Linked DNA regions of Mus musculus: regions 2 and 3 are each linked to region 1. A link is a loop called in an ENCODE intact Hi-C map of the cell type or tissue named here. Cell type or tissue: heart. All regions are shown on one strand.

The links. Peaks named below come from ENCODE experiments on the same cell type or tissue, not always from the same donor. Only the 100,000 strongest peaks of a DNase experiment are listed, where the experiment ranks them.
Region 2: it touches region 1 in a loop (2.5-fold over the local background); 5 of 42 quality-filtered maps call a loop at or near these places.
Region 3: it touches region 1 in a loop (2.7-fold over the local background); 2 of 42 quality-filtered maps call a loop at or near these places.

Annotation. Positions count from the first base shown.
Region 1 is chr13:74,567,377-74,572,376 of GRCm38, reverse strand. It overlaps the pseudogene Gm20590. Among named protein-coding and RNA genes, the nearest start is that of Gm46430, 47 kb to the left of the region's middle. In heart, a CTCF peak has its summit at 2,191 (motif pointing right); no DNase peak of the experiment used is centred here.
Region 2 is chr13:74,615,460-74,620,459 of GRCm38, reverse strand. It overlaps Gm46430 (predicted gene, 46430), which reads left to right and starts at 3,139. Exons shown (of 6, transcript NM_001378681.1): 1 at 3,139-3,258. In heart, no CTCF peak of the experiment used is centred here; DNase peaks (open chromatin) are centred at 2,709 and 3,079; H3K4me3 peaks cover 1,572 bases; H3K27ac peaks cover 926 bases.
Region 3 is chr13:74,460,792-74,465,791 of GRCm38, reverse strand. It overlaps E430024I08Rik (a long non-coding RNA gene), which reads left to right and starts at 2,180. Exons shown (of 8, transcript XR_003950546.1): 1 at 2,180-2,583; 2 at 3,126-3,210. In heart, no CTCF peak of the experiment used is centred here; a DNase peak (open chromatin) is centred at 3,001; H3K4me3 peaks cover 1,501 bases; H3K27ac peaks cover 1,156 bases.

The DNA.
Region 1 (5,000 bases):
CTAACAGTTCCTACCTCCTGTTAAGCTTCACTGCTGAACGTACGTGAATTAGCGCTCAGGTTAAACGCTGTTTCAATTTAACCCATACCAACCTTCTCCAGTATGAATTTCCTTTAATTATTTTCTTCTTCTTTCATGGAGCTCCAAACCAGCAGTGCTTCTTGCAAATGTCCTCTGCCGTTTCTCAGTCCCGAGTTGGTTCGCCAAATGTTGTGTCCGGCCAGCGGATCACAGGTCTGGGTTCTAGTCTGGAAAGGCATCTTAGAAACCTGGAAAAGAAGAGGGGCTACGCGGCATGAGATAAAGACGGAACCAAGACAAGGATCTGCTCAAGGTTCAATTTTACTATTTCGACACTCCGTTATGAAGGAGGGGGAGGGGCCCTATTCCTGCAAAATATTCTTGGAGTAAGGTTGCAGGTGAACACATGATGGCTTCAGAACAGCAAAGTGGCAAGCTCTAGCAGAGGCGTGGCAGAACGATTGAGTGGCAAGCTCCACCCCTGAGCAAGCAGGTTTCAGGCTGGGGGAGGGGAGGCTACAAGGAAGTCTGTAAGAAGACCATCAGAGTCAACTAATCTGGACAGTAGGAGACTCTCAGAGACTAAGCCCCCAACCGAAGAGGATACACAGGATGGACTGAGGCCCCCACCATATATGTAGTCCATGTGCTACTCAGTCTTCTCTCCCAACAACTGGATTGGGGGATGTCCCTTAAGGTGTCGCCTGTCTGTGCAAACTGTTCCCCTAACTTGGCTGCCTTGTCTGACCTCAGTAGGAGGGGATGTGCCTAACCCTGCAGAAACTTTTAAATTTTGCCCTACTCAATATCTCAGGGCATAAGCAGAAAAGAAAGATTTTTGGCCAAAATATCACCCAAATGACTTCTAGGTAAACTTTTCACAGAGTCTATTTTCCACTGAAATAGTGTGACCCCAGCTTACTCTGGCTGCATTTACTGTCAACACTCCAGTCTTCCAGATCCTATGAGAACAACCGTTAAGCTCCATATACTTTTGCCATCTTATATTCTGGTATTTTCCATATCTCTTCAAAAGGGAACATAGATTCTGTCGAGCTGCAAAATCATCTTTTGATACCATTGTTGTTGTTGTTGTTCTACCTTGCTACTCTGTTGCTCTGATCGAATCCTCTGAGCAAAAGCATCTCAGGTAATAAATGGGGTGTTGTACATGGTTCTGTCCAATCACAGACCATCATTTGGGAAGCTTAGATTACAACCTGAAGCTACAAACTGAAGGCAAAAAACATGGACAAACATTGTCTCATGGCTTGCTTTCTTGCTTGGTCACTGTCTCCTGCTCAGCTAGCTCTCACATCCAGCCAAGGCTCACTTGCTTAGGAACATTGCCACCGTCAGTGCAAGAGCCTTCCCACATCAGCCATCAACACTATCTCTCATAGATGTAGAAACCAGTCATCTGGTAAAGGCACAGCCTCAATTGAGGCTCCTTCAGATGACTGTAGCTCTGAAGTGTTGAGAACTGAAGACAATTATGATACAGAGATAATATTGAATGAGGATGTTGTACAAACCCCAAACCAACACTCTAACCATATAAATTACTGGAGATCCTAGCACCGCATGAGGGAGTTGGAGTTGAGGCTGAGCCAGGACAAAACAGTAAGTGGGCCTGGCTCAGAGCAGGGAAAGATACACTGGACTAGGAGTTCAAAGGCTGTGCTGCCCTGCGGTGAGCTGTCTTTAACCCTGTGTTCCCAGGCCAGTGCTATCAAAGCTAAACAGCCAGAAGGTGAACAGCGGAGCAGGTTGCCAAACAGACATGTAAATAAGGCTGCTGGTCCAAGGAAGATATGCTAATTTTGTTGGAATGGATGAAGAACAACCTTCCATCTACGGACAGCTCCAATTTCAAAACAACAGAGCCACATATGGATTGGGAACAAGGTTGATCAGGAGGGGAAATAAATAGGGTCTTTGTCCATTCCACACTGTAAAAAAAGAAAGGGGGGTGGGGTAGAAACAGCCTGATTTGGGCCTGGATGCTGTTTCGAAGAACTCTCTGTCATGGGTAATATAGTGGGTCTCAGTCCTGTTGTTAAGAAGGATTTAACCCAAGATTGGGTGTGGGGGTGCTGATAACTAACTTGATTGGGATGGAAACAGTCTTATTACCTCTCAGTCACAGAATACTAAAGTGCCACCCACATAATACATGGCCACAAGGGGGCGGGATACCCAGCAGATTCCTCGCCTCTTATAGAGGAGAAAATGAAGACAGGATGACAGCTGTGAGCCATGTAGCAGGGTTCCAAGTCTGCTCTAACCTTCCCAGAAAATAAGACCAGGGGCACACTGTTCCCTATACCAGGCTCTGGAATGTCTTCCAAGCACCTGGGGCTACGACTCTCCAGTTCATGCATTGTAGCAGGCAGGGTTCCACCTTTGCTTTAGTCATCTCCCTCCACGAATACTCAAGAAAAACCTGAACACCAAGGCACACAAACACAAATCTACAGACAAGGCACTGACACAAAGAACAACACTGACACATATCCTTAACAAGCAGCATTTCAACCCTTCACTTGGAAGCATTGGGGTTTCAGTCAACACATCAAGATGTTATGGCCGAGTCACAGGAACCTCAAAGACAACCAAGGAACCTATTTCAATGCAAAGACACAAAGTTCTTTCTTATGAATACAGTAACAAGGACTCTCACCAGTCAACTTCACATCTAGTCCAAATCAAGGAATCGAGTCTAGGGTCCTGTGTATGTATTGCAGTTACTGCAAGATTGGGGAATTTCCAGGCAAGTCAGCTACTTAATATTTCAAAAACTGTATGTCTGGCATATCTGCAGGAACCAAACAAGGGGGCAAAACCATCTGAAAACCTTGATGGATAAGCTAATTTTTTTTCTGTAGGATGTCTTAGTTATCTATATGTAGCTTGACCCTGCTGTTACACTAGACTGGCTGTTGGTAAGTGTGGGTTGTCATAGGATGTTTGCTCAAGTGGACTTTGTGCACTCTCAGAAATGGAGTTGGTTGGGCTTTACAAACTCATCTTTGTATCTGAGCCTTTTATTATTGAGAACTACTCCTCTTCAACCACAGGTCATGCCTGCAAATAGACTAGGTACTCTATCCAAAGACCTTCCCCACTACCTGTTGCTGTAGATCCTAATATCAGTTGCCCTTACCACTGGAACAGAATATCAGTGGAGATTTCCTCTCCCTCTGTGCATGCCTCCTATGGATACCACACATACTCCTTCCTTTCCTGCCTCATTCCTGTGGCACACGCCCCACTTGGGCAGACACTCCCTGTTCAACTACATGCCACACCTGCCAGGAGACAAGGTAGGCTTTCCATAGATCTACCTACCACACTATTTGTTATTCCAGATGCAATTTTCACAGTTGCCCCTAGCATTGTACTAAACACCAGAGGCAGCCTAACCTTTCTCCCATGTCTCCTTATGGATTGCTAAGATCATCTCTTCCTGACTGCCTCTTCTCCCAACTTCCAACATTAGCAAGCATTCTCTCTTGATCATACCCACTGTACTGGCTAGTTTTGTGTCAACTTGACACAGCTGGGGTTATCACAGAGAAAGGAGCTTCAGTTGAGGAAATGCCTCCATGAGATCCAACTCTAAGGCATTTTCTCAATTAGTGATCAAGGGGGAAAGGCCCCTTGTGGGTGGGACCATCTCTGGGCTGGTAGTCTTGGGTTCTATAAGAGAGTAGGCTGAGCAAGCCAGAGGAGGCAAGCCAGTAAAGAACATCCCTCCATGGCCTCTGCATCGGCTCCTGCTTTCTGACCTGCTTGAGTTCCAGTCCTGACTTCCTTGGTGATGAACAGCAGTATGGAAGTGTAAGCCGAATAAACCCTTTCCTCCCCAGCTTGCTTCTTGGTCATGATGTTTGTGCAGGAATAGAAACCCTGGCTAAGACACCCACCAAACAGTTCAGTAGAAGAGGCAACACTCAGCCAAATCTCTCTGCAAATCCAGACATCAAACAGTAGCCCAGGAACAAAACTCCCTCCCAAACAAGAAACCCCCAGAAACAAGTACCTACATCAATAATTACCCCAAATCTAGAGGCCTAGGCACCAGCATAGGAACATAATTACAGGTAGAAAAACACGTCACCAACAGAGCCAAGTGATCAATTACAACAGGTTCTGAGAAGATAAAGCATGGAGCAGATCTGATGCAAAAGAAGCATCAGACATCTGGAAACAGGGAAATCTGGAAACAGGAATATCTGGAAGGTGCATAATGAATATACACAGAATAACTTTTGGGTATGAACTTACAGGCAATTTTTTAAGGCTTAAAGATTTTCTCTCTTGTTTCTCAATCTGTAATCTTTCTCTGTCTCTCCTTGGCTCACAGTTTGAGGCTGAACACACTGTATTTTCCTGCGCACTCTCCTTTTCTCCTGTGAATGTTTTTGAACTCTCACATTCCTACACACCTCTGTGTGTTGCCCTTTCATACACACACACACACACACACACACACATCTCACACACACCACATGTATTCTCCTTTCACTCACCCACTCACTCTCCATACACACCTCACATTTTCTCTTCACTCACTCTTCACACTTTCATCTCACTCGATCTCTACATTTACCTCACATGTTCTCTTGCCTTTTTCTTGTCCCAGTCGTTTATTGATACTCCAAAAACTGGTAGAAAAAAAACTATTATATATTCATTGTCAAATCAAATTTGAAAGAATAACCACATCCCACAGAAAATCAAAATTTACAATTGTTCCCCAAAGTTTCAAGCTTTCCCTATTCCCACGCATGTAGCCAAAATAATAATAATAAACTTATCATTATTTAAACTTTAACTTTTGACTTATTATATGTCAGAGCTCAGAGGCCAGCTTCTTTGATTTTTTTTTTTTTGAAACTCCTAGGATAAAAGACAAGGGCAAAGCTGCCAGGCAGTGGCCAGAAAGAATCAAGTTAACCCTTAACTCAGTAGTC
Region 2 (5,000 bases), 48 kb before region 1:
TGTACTGAAGGACACAATCTATTAGTGAGAAGTACTATTTGATAATGAGATAGTATTCTATATTTGGTATATAGCTTTTAGACTTGGCCTCAGTATTTAAGAAGATTGCTCAGTTTTCCTCACCTGTATATAGGCCCTGCCGTGCTGAAGTAACCCACATTCTTGTATGTTATATGGGATATTGAGATACATCCAGTTATGGCAAAGGAAATCTGGAGTGAGAACTCATTATCTAAATAACATTTGACATGATCAAACATAACTTTTGAGGACTGCTGTCCCTTCAGGTGCTAAATAGACTGCATTTAAAGGGGATCATAGTTCATATTCAGCAAAATCAATTTCAGTTCATATTCTGCTAGGCCTGTTGGAAACCCAAGCCTAAGTCATCACTTGGGCTTCTAAATAACCTTTGTTTCTTCAAGCTTTGCTTTGTACTATTTTCCCTCTTAGTGAACATTTCTCAATACCCTTGCTTGGACTGAGTGTGACTTCCCTTGGAAGCTCTGAGGGAATAATCCCTATATTTTGACTCTTCTCAATGTAGACTGGACACAGGATAGAATTAAACTTAGATTACAGGCAGTTTGTTATAAATGTTCATCTGAAGACAGAGACTTTTATTCCATATGTATTTACCATAAGTGTCATACTCTAAGTGCCTTAAATGCCTCACTTATTCCTTCAGAACTTCCAAAGGCTTTGTAGGATTTTTTTTTATTCTCATTTTTGGAAATTTCCATCCTAATCTATATATGAATCCTTCTTTATTAAAACTATTTCGTTCTTTTGATCATTCTAACATTTTATATTTGTTATATCATAAGATACAATAAGTTTAACAAATAAATTCACATTCTAATATGAGAACATTTATTCAGGGGTGGGGAACAAGCTATGTTTATCCCCTCTTTCTAAGTTCTCAGTGGCACCACATGTCAAAATTATCATAGTTCAACAAAAGATGTCAGTGAATTCATTGGGTTTACATACACAAAATTGACAAGCTGTTTCTTATGAGACTGTGGATATTCTAAAAATCAGTCACATTAAAAATGCCTTCCTCGGGCTGGAGCAATGGATCAGAGGTTAAGAGCATGTACTGACTGCTCTTCCAGAGGACCTGAGTTCAATTCCCAGTAAGCACATGGTGGCTTGCAACCATCTGTAATGGAATCCAACGCCCTCTTCTGGTGTGTCTGAAGACAGCTACAGTGTATATTCATGGACATAAAAAAAATAAATCTTAAAAAAAATGCCTTACTAACACTTAGCTTATCCTTGTCTGTTGGGATCTGTGAGTATCAAAGTCTTTGTTTCCTTTGTTAGTATGCCACTTTTGGAAGCATGTGACAGGGAAAACTTTTAGGTTCTTTTGAGGAGCCATTAAATCTGTAAGGTAGAAGTTACTAGAATCAGAACAAAACAAAACATTAAGATGCAAAATGAATGCCTTGTAAGTCTGATATTTCTTCTTTGTGTAATAGGGATACTATTGACTAGGTGGGACCAATGAGAATAATGGTGGCTACCATTTGATCTTGTGCCATGTGGTTATATTACCTAAAGACCTGGTAAAAATAAATGGCCTATGTTTTATGATATCATTATCAAAAAAAAAAAAACACCAAGTCCCATGATTGCTTACATTTTATGAGGATTCCCTAGGTGAAATCTAGAAAAACCGAAGAAGTAGTGGGTTTCAGTTGTATGTGAACTGGGAAGTGAGAAACCCTTGCCATATCTTGGTCTTTTGAGAGTTTAAGATCCACCTTTAATCCAGGCTACAAATTCTTTCCGAAACCGACATACATAAAGGACATTAAACGGGGAAGTTCTTTCAAATTGTCTACTTCTTTCCCTGTATATTTTTAGCAAGACATTTTGTTTGTTCATTCATTCGTTTTGTTTTGTTTTTAAACTGGCATTAGTAAGTACGTATTTCTTCAGAATTCTGTTAAGAACTCAAAATCCGCTGAGATATCAAGGAATGTGAACTCAACAAGTCCTTGATTTTTCTTCTTTCCCTTGGCAATGAATGTGCTCAGCCATTATTGGGCTAGGAGGACCACTGTCTGTGAGACATTCTATTAATCCCCTTTCTACATACATAGAAAAATTCGTCCTATGAGATGAGGTACATTTATCTGTACTAATACAACAGTGGTTTGTCTCCACCCTGCCACTGAGGAAGATGCGCTGGCTAACAATAGTGCTCTACACTGTTTGTCATCTCTTTCCTGCTTTTCTCCCAAGGTTGTTTCATACATTTTGGTGAAAAGGACCTGCAGTTTCCCTGAAGCCAGCATCAAGCTACAAAACAAAACTCTTGTATCCTAAAATCCTCTTTAGTGTTATTATCCTGGGCATCCTTCCACTGGTGAGCCAGATTGATAACTCCACTCTCAGTTCAGTAAAAGGCTAGCCACCTTGATTTCAGGAAGAAGGGGAAGTGCTCTGAGGAAAGCTCAAGCAAGCCAGGAAGTAGGTCATAGTGAGTGCAGGACCACTGCCACAAAGGGAAGGAGCAGGCGGCTGAACAGCCTGAGCTGAAATGCTGTGTCCTCTCCCACCGCTTGGAGGATAGACTCAAATACTAATGGAGTGCAAGTCAAAGCAGAGATCTGGAAAAGGCCTGACCCAAGACTGGAAGCTCTATTTAACCTAGAGAAGGGGTAAGACTCACTGGCCAATCAAGGCCCCCAGACGGACCTGCCAGTCAGACAATGAGGAGGGTTCTTCCGGGTGGCTTCCTGCACGTTTGTTTTGGAGTGCAGGCGTGAATAGTCCTTTCTGTCCTGCTTTGAGTACTGCTGTTGGGTGCCTTGGGGGGACCTTAAGGGAGCTCGGAAGTTGAGACGTGGTGAGTGCGAGATCACTGCCCACAAAGGGGAGGAGCAGGCGGATGAACAGCCAGAGCTGCAATGGTGGATCCTCCTCCAGGGCTGCATGGGACGACAGATAGATGAGGCTCTAGGACGGGCACAAATGCTACCCGAATGCAAACCACTCCGGAGATCTGTAAAAGGACTGGCCCCGGACAGGAAGCACACTTTAAACTAGAGGCGGGGTAAGACTCGTGGGCCAATCAAGGCTTCCGAACAGAACTGCCATTCTGGCAATGAGGCGGGGTCTTCCGGTTGCCTGCTGGAAGTTTGTTTTTGCTCTGCAGGATTGAAGGGTTCTCCCTATGCTGCTTTGAGCGCTGCTATTGGGTGCCTTGAGGGGACCTCAAGTAAGCTCCATTTTTGAAACATGGTAAGCACATGGTTACTGTCTATAACGGGTAGAGACAGGTGGCTGAGCAGTGGGAGCTGAGATGGTGGGTCCTCTCTGGGGCTGGATGGGAAGCCTCAACCAGATGTAACCAGATGTGGCCAATTGTGCGGTCCTTTGTGATGCTCCTCACTTGCTAAAACAGGCGGTGAACTCTGAATAACATCAGTATCAGGGCTGAATCTGCTCAAAACATTAGGATTAGGGGCTTGCTTGTAGAAATATCACGGGCAGGATGCCAAACTTGGAGAGCTCTAGTTTCTCTTGAATCTTCTATAAGTTTTGCCCCTAGCATTTACCTATTAAGTATAAGATCCATTTATAGTTAATTTTGTGGAGCTGTTAAAAGGCATCTCATGTGCTGGGTAGCACTCCGATATTAAGCTGAGATGTAGAAGAGTAGAATTGATGATGTAAAGGGTTTACCAAGCTTAGGAAATAGTGACAGTAAGTAGCATTTAGCTGATAGAAAACTGTGTCAAAAACACCCCACAGGTTAGTATGCTAAGCAGGCCGGTTAGAGACTCAAGTTTACTCTTCTGACTGACTGATTATTTCTTCAAGACTAATAGGTTATTTCTCTGCCATTGAAATAAGCCAGTTCATCCCAGATTAGATTAGATTAGATCAGATTAGATTAGATTAGATGTAGGTTTTTTTGGGTGAAGTCCCTGAGGGAGGGGTGGCTTGAGGGGGAAGGAAAGACATTAGGTTGTGTGCACAGAGAGGAAAGGGAAGGAAAAGGGCAAGAGGAGACCACAATGTCTGGATTATATAGGAAAGAGCCTCTGGGAGAAGGCAGCCCAGCCTCTGGTCTGGAAAGTTCAGGGTAGGGGACAGGTTTTGCCAGCTAGGGACTGAGAAAACCTGGAGGCCAGGTCTGCTTTGATATGTAAAATACACACCTCAGTGCCTTGTCTAGAACATTGACCTCTTGATCTGGTTCACCCCACTACACTGTACCCTCTTCTCTCTACGTATTAGCTTCAGTCATCCCCACTCCGAAATTTCCCAAATGTCTCTATGTCTTGCTATGTTCTCCTTTTTATCTATAATAAAATTTCTACTACACCATAACTAGGAGAAGCCATTTCTTTTCATTTCTTTTTTTTTTTTCACTCACCTTCCATTGACCACTTCTTGCTTTCAAATTAATGCCACGTTTTGCTTTAGTTGTTGTTACTGTTAGATTTGACTGAAGTTTAGCTATAGTACTAAAAAAAAAAAAAAAAACAAACAAACAAGATGCAAAACAAAAGGCAATCTCATACTGAGTCTGGACAAGGCAACGCAATAGGAAGAAAAGAGTTGCAAGAGCAGTTGAGGAAGTCAGAGCTACATCTTTTCTCACTGTGAGGATTCCCACACAAACACCAAGCTAACAGCCATAACATACCAGCAGAGGACTTGGTAGACAACCATGTATGCCCCATTTTTGTCATTTTGGTCTATGTGAAATTTTTGGCCATCCAAGTTGTGTAAGACTTGAGTTTCCTCTCCTGGTATGGGTTCACGTTAAAGCAACTAATGATTCCTGACTCCAAAGAGTTGGATGCCTCATGCCCCTGCACATCTTGCAGGCAGGACAGATTTTACATGGAGGGTTTTTAGGTGGGTTGATGTCCAGGATTCTCTTCCTATAGCCTGGAGAGTGTCTTTTCATCCCAAGAGAGCAGAACACTGGAGTGCAGTCTCCAAGCCTGCAAGCATGTCTGTATTCTGTG
Region 3 (5,000 bases), 110 kb after region 1:
CCGGTAGGCCTGTTGAAAAGCCATGCCTAAGTTATCACTTGGGCTTCTAAATAACTTTTGTTTCTTCAAGCTTTGCTTTGTACTATTTTCCCTCTTAGTGAATATTTCTCAATACCCTTGGGTAGACTGAGTGTGACTTCCCTTGGAAGCTCTGAGGGAATCATCCCCATATTTTGACTCTCCTCAATATAGCCTGGACACAGGATAGAATTAAACTTAGATTACAGGCAGTTTGTCATAAATGTTCATCTGAAGACAGAGACTTTTATTCCATAATATTTACCATAAGTGTCATACTCTAAGTGCCTTAAATGCCTCACTTATTCCTTCAGAACTTCCAAAGGCTTTGTAGGAGTTTTTTTAATTCTCATTTTTGGAAATTTCCATCCTAATCTATATATGAATCCTTCTTTATTAAAACTATTTCTTTCTTTCGATCATTCTAACATTTTATATTTGTTAATATCATAAGATACAATAAGTTTAACAAATAAATTCACATTCTACTATGACAACATTTATTCAGGGGTGGGGAACAAGGTATGTTTATCCCCTCTTTCTAAGTTCTCAATGGCACCACATCTCAAAATTATCATAGTTCAATGAAAGATGTCAGTGAGTTCACTGGGTTTACATACACAAAATTGACAAGGTGTTTCTTATGCGACTATGGATATTCTAAATCAGTCACATTAAAAAGGCCTTCCTCGGGCTGGAGCAATAGCGCAGTTGTTAAGAGCATGCACTGCTCTTCCAGAGGACCTCAGTTCAATTCCCAGTAAGCACATGGTGGCTTGCAACCATCTATAATGGAATCCAACGCCTTCTTCTGGTGTATCTGAGGACAGCTACAGTGTATATTCATGGACATTAAAAAAAAATCTTAAAAAAATGCCTTACTAGCACTTAGTAACTTATACTTGTCTGTTGGGATCTGTGAATATCAAAGTCATTGTATCCTTTGTTAGTATGCCACTTTTGGAGGTATGTGGATGGGAAAACTTTTAGGTTCTTTTGAGGAGCCATTAAATCTGTAAGGTAGAAGTTACTAGAATCAGAACAAAACAAAACATTAAGATGCAAAACGAATACTTTGTAAGTCTGATATTTCTTCTTTGTGTAATAGGGATACTATTGACTCGGTGGGACCATCAAGAATAATGGTGCCTACCATTTGATCTTGAACCATGTGGTTATATTACCTAAAGACCTGGTAAAATTAAATGGTCTATGCTTTATATCATTATCAAAAAAAGACACCAAGCCCCATGATTGCTTACATTTTAAGAGGATTCCCTAGGTGAAATTTAAAACAACAACTGAAGAAATAGTGGTTTTCTGTTGTATGAGAACTGGGCCCCTGAGTAAAGTAAACCTATTTCCCATCAGGGAATTCCGGGTTCTTGCATAGCCCCCTTATGACTTTCTTTGGGGCAGGAAGGAAGATGCTGATAGTATGAAAAAGAGGACTGGGAAGGCAGATGAGAGAAGAGACAGGAGCTGATTTCACATAGCACAGCAAAATCTTTGTGCTAACCCTGAGCCTAACCCTAAACCTGTAACCCTAACCACACTAACCCTAATCTAAACACTCTTTATCTTAATCCTAACCCTCTAATCCCCTAACTCTAACCCTGCATCCTGTAAGGGAGTTTTCTTAATTATTCCTTTTGAAGTGAGAAACCCTTGCTATATCTTGGTCTTTTGAGAGTTTAAGATCCACCTTTAATCCAGGCTACACATTCTTTCTGAAACCTACATACATAAAGGACCTTAAACAGGGAAGTTCTTTCAAATTGTCTACTTCTTTCCCTACATTTTTTAGCAAGGTGTTTTGTTTGTTCATTCATTCATTTTGTTTTGTTTTTAAACTGGCATTAGTAAGTACGTATTTCTTCAGAATTCTGGTAAGTTCTCAAGATCCGCTGAGATATCAAGCAATGTGAACTCAACAAGTCCTTGATTTTTCTTCTTTCCCTTGGCAATGAATGTGCTAAGCCATTATTGGACTAGGAGGACCACTGTCTGTGAGACATTCTATTAATCCCCTTTCTACATACATAAAGAAATTCGTCCTATGAGATGAGGTACGATTATCTGTACTAATACAACTGTGGTTTGTCTCCACCCTGCCACTGAGGAAGATGCGCTGGCTAACAACAGTGCTCTACACTGTTTGTCATCTCTTTCCTGGTTTTCTCCCAAGGTTGTTTCATACCTCTTTGGTGAAAAGGACCTGCATTTCCCCTGGTCCAGCATCAAGCTACAAAACAAAACTCTTGTATCCTAAAATCCTCTTTAGTGTTATTATCCTGGGCATCCTTCCACTGGTGAGCCAGATTGATAACTCCACTCCCAGTTTAGTAAAAGGCTAGCGACCTTGATTTCAGGAAGAAGGGGAAGTGCTGTGAGGAAAGCTCAAGCAAGCCAGGAAGTAGGTCATGGTGAGTGCAGGACCACTGCTACAACGGGAAGGAGCAGGCGGCTGAACAGCCTGAGCTGAAATGCTGTCTCCACTCCCACCGCTCGGAGGATAGACACAAATGCTAATGGAGAGCAAGTCAGACCAGAGATCTGGAAAAGGTCTGACCCAAGACTGGAAGCTCTATTTAACCTTGAGGAGGGGTAAGACTCATTGGGCAATCTAGGGCCCCAGGCGGATCTGCCAGTCAGACAATGAGGAGGGTTCTTCCGGGTGGCTTGCTGCACGTTCGTTTTGGAATGCAGGAGTGAATAGTCCTTTCCGTCCTGCTTTGAGTAATGCTGTTGGGTGCCATTGGGGACCTTAAGCGAGCTCCGAAGTTGAGACATGGTGAGTGCGAGATCACTGCCCACAAAGGGGAGGAGCAGGCGGATGAACAGCCGGAGCTGCAATGGTGGATCCTCCTCAAAGTCGGCCTGGGACCACAGATAGAGGAGGCTCTAGGAGGATAGGCACAAATGCCACCCGAATGCAAACCACTCCCGAGATCTGTAAAAGGACTGGACCGGGACAGGAAGCACACTTTAATCTAGAGGCGGGGTAAGACTCGCTGGCCAATCAAGGATTCCAGGGCGAACTGCCAGTCAGACAATGAGGCGGGGTCTTCCGGATGCCTTGCTGGAAGTTTGTTTTTGCTCTACAGGATTGAACCGTCTCTGTGTCTTGCTTTGAGCGCTGCTGTTGGGTGCTGTGAGTGGACCTCAAGTAAGCTCCGTTTTTGAAACATGGTAAGCGCATGGTTACTGTCTATAATGGGTAGGGGCAGGTGGCTGAGCAGTGGGAGCTGAGGTGGTGTGTCCTCTCTGGGGCTGTATGGGAAGCCTCAGCCAGATGTAACCAGATGTGGCCAATTGTGCGGTCCTTTGTGATGCTCCTCACTTGCTAAAACAGGCGGTGAACTCTGAATAACATCAGTATCAGGGCTGAATCAGCTCAAAACATTAGGATTAGGGGCTTGCTTGTAGAAATTTCACGGGCAGGATGCCAAACTTGGAGAGCCCTAGTTTCTCTTGAATCTTCTATAAGTTTTGCCCCCAGCATTTACCTATTAAGTATAAGATCCATTTGTAGTTAATTTTGTGGAGCTGTTAAAAGGCATCTCATGTGTTGGGTAGCACTCCCATACTAAGCTGAGATGTAGAAGAGTAGAATTGATGATTTAAATGGTTTACCAAGCTTAAGAAATAGTGACAGTAAGTAGCATTTAGCTGATGGAGGACTGTGTCAAAAACACCCCACAGGTTAGTATGCTAAGCAGGCCGGTTAGAGACTAGGATGCTAGGATTCACATGTTTGCTCCCCAGGTTTGTCTACACAGCTGGCTCCAAACTATAACAAAGGAGAGACAACTGTGATGTACAACCAGCCACTTGGCACATGCTCAAAGCAAAAAGCAGGTCTGTAACAAGCTGCTCAATCCATCATTACAGAGTCACAACCAACATTAATGCCTGGTGTGCCTAAAGCTCCCGTTTTCTAATTGAGAAAAGCATAGTTCTGCCACATGGAAAAATTACACTGGTTGACATCCATTTGAGAAGGAAAAACACCTATGTGCTTGCAGACAGGAGCTGAGCATGGCTGTCCTCTGAGAGGCTCTACCAGTAACTGAGACAGATGCAGATACTTACAGCCAACCAATGGACTCCAGTCAGGGACCCTATGGAAGAGTTAGGGGAAGGATTGAAGGAGCTGTATGGTATACCAGTCCCTTAAGAAGACCAATAGTATCATGTAACCTAGACCCCTGGGAGCTCACAGAGACGAAGCCATCAACCAAAGAGAATACATGGGCTGGTCCATGGTCCCAGGAACATATGTAGCAGAGGACTGCATTGTCTGTACCGAATAGGAGACTATACACCTAATCTTGTAGACTTGATTCCCCCGGGAAGAAGAATGAGGAAGGTGAGGAGTGGGTGAGAGGAGTGGAGATGGGGTGATGGGGCAAGGTCTCAAAGGCAAAGGGAAGGGGGAGGAGGGTAAAGAACCTTGGGAGGGAACCAGATCATGGGCCACAGTTAGAATGTAAATAAATAAACAGAGAGAGATGGAGAGACTGAGACTGTTGTATGGAGGGCTACCCTTATCAAGTAATCTTTCCCTAAAGTTCTCATGTATAAAGAGTGATATAACTCCTTCTCAAACCCAGGAACATATTTGCAGAGCCAATAATGGACTGGAGCCTAGGCCTTGGGAGCTTTTTTTGTGGCTACAATGTATTGAGAATTAAATAGATCTCCCTTTCTAAAGCTTGGAAAGTCCTTGGGCGAGATGGTAATTTCCTGGGGCCAAGGCCTTCATGACAATTTATATCCTCAGAACGCAACTTTTTTTTTCTTTTCTTTTTCTTTTTTTTTTTCTTTTTTTTTCTGGTGTTTTGAGACAAGGTTTCTCTGTGTTGCCCTGGCTGTCCTAGAACTCACTCTGTAGACCATACTGGCCTTGAACTCAGAAATCTGCCTGCCTCTACCTCCTGAGTGCTGGGATTAAAGCGTACTCAAACACTGCCCAGGAG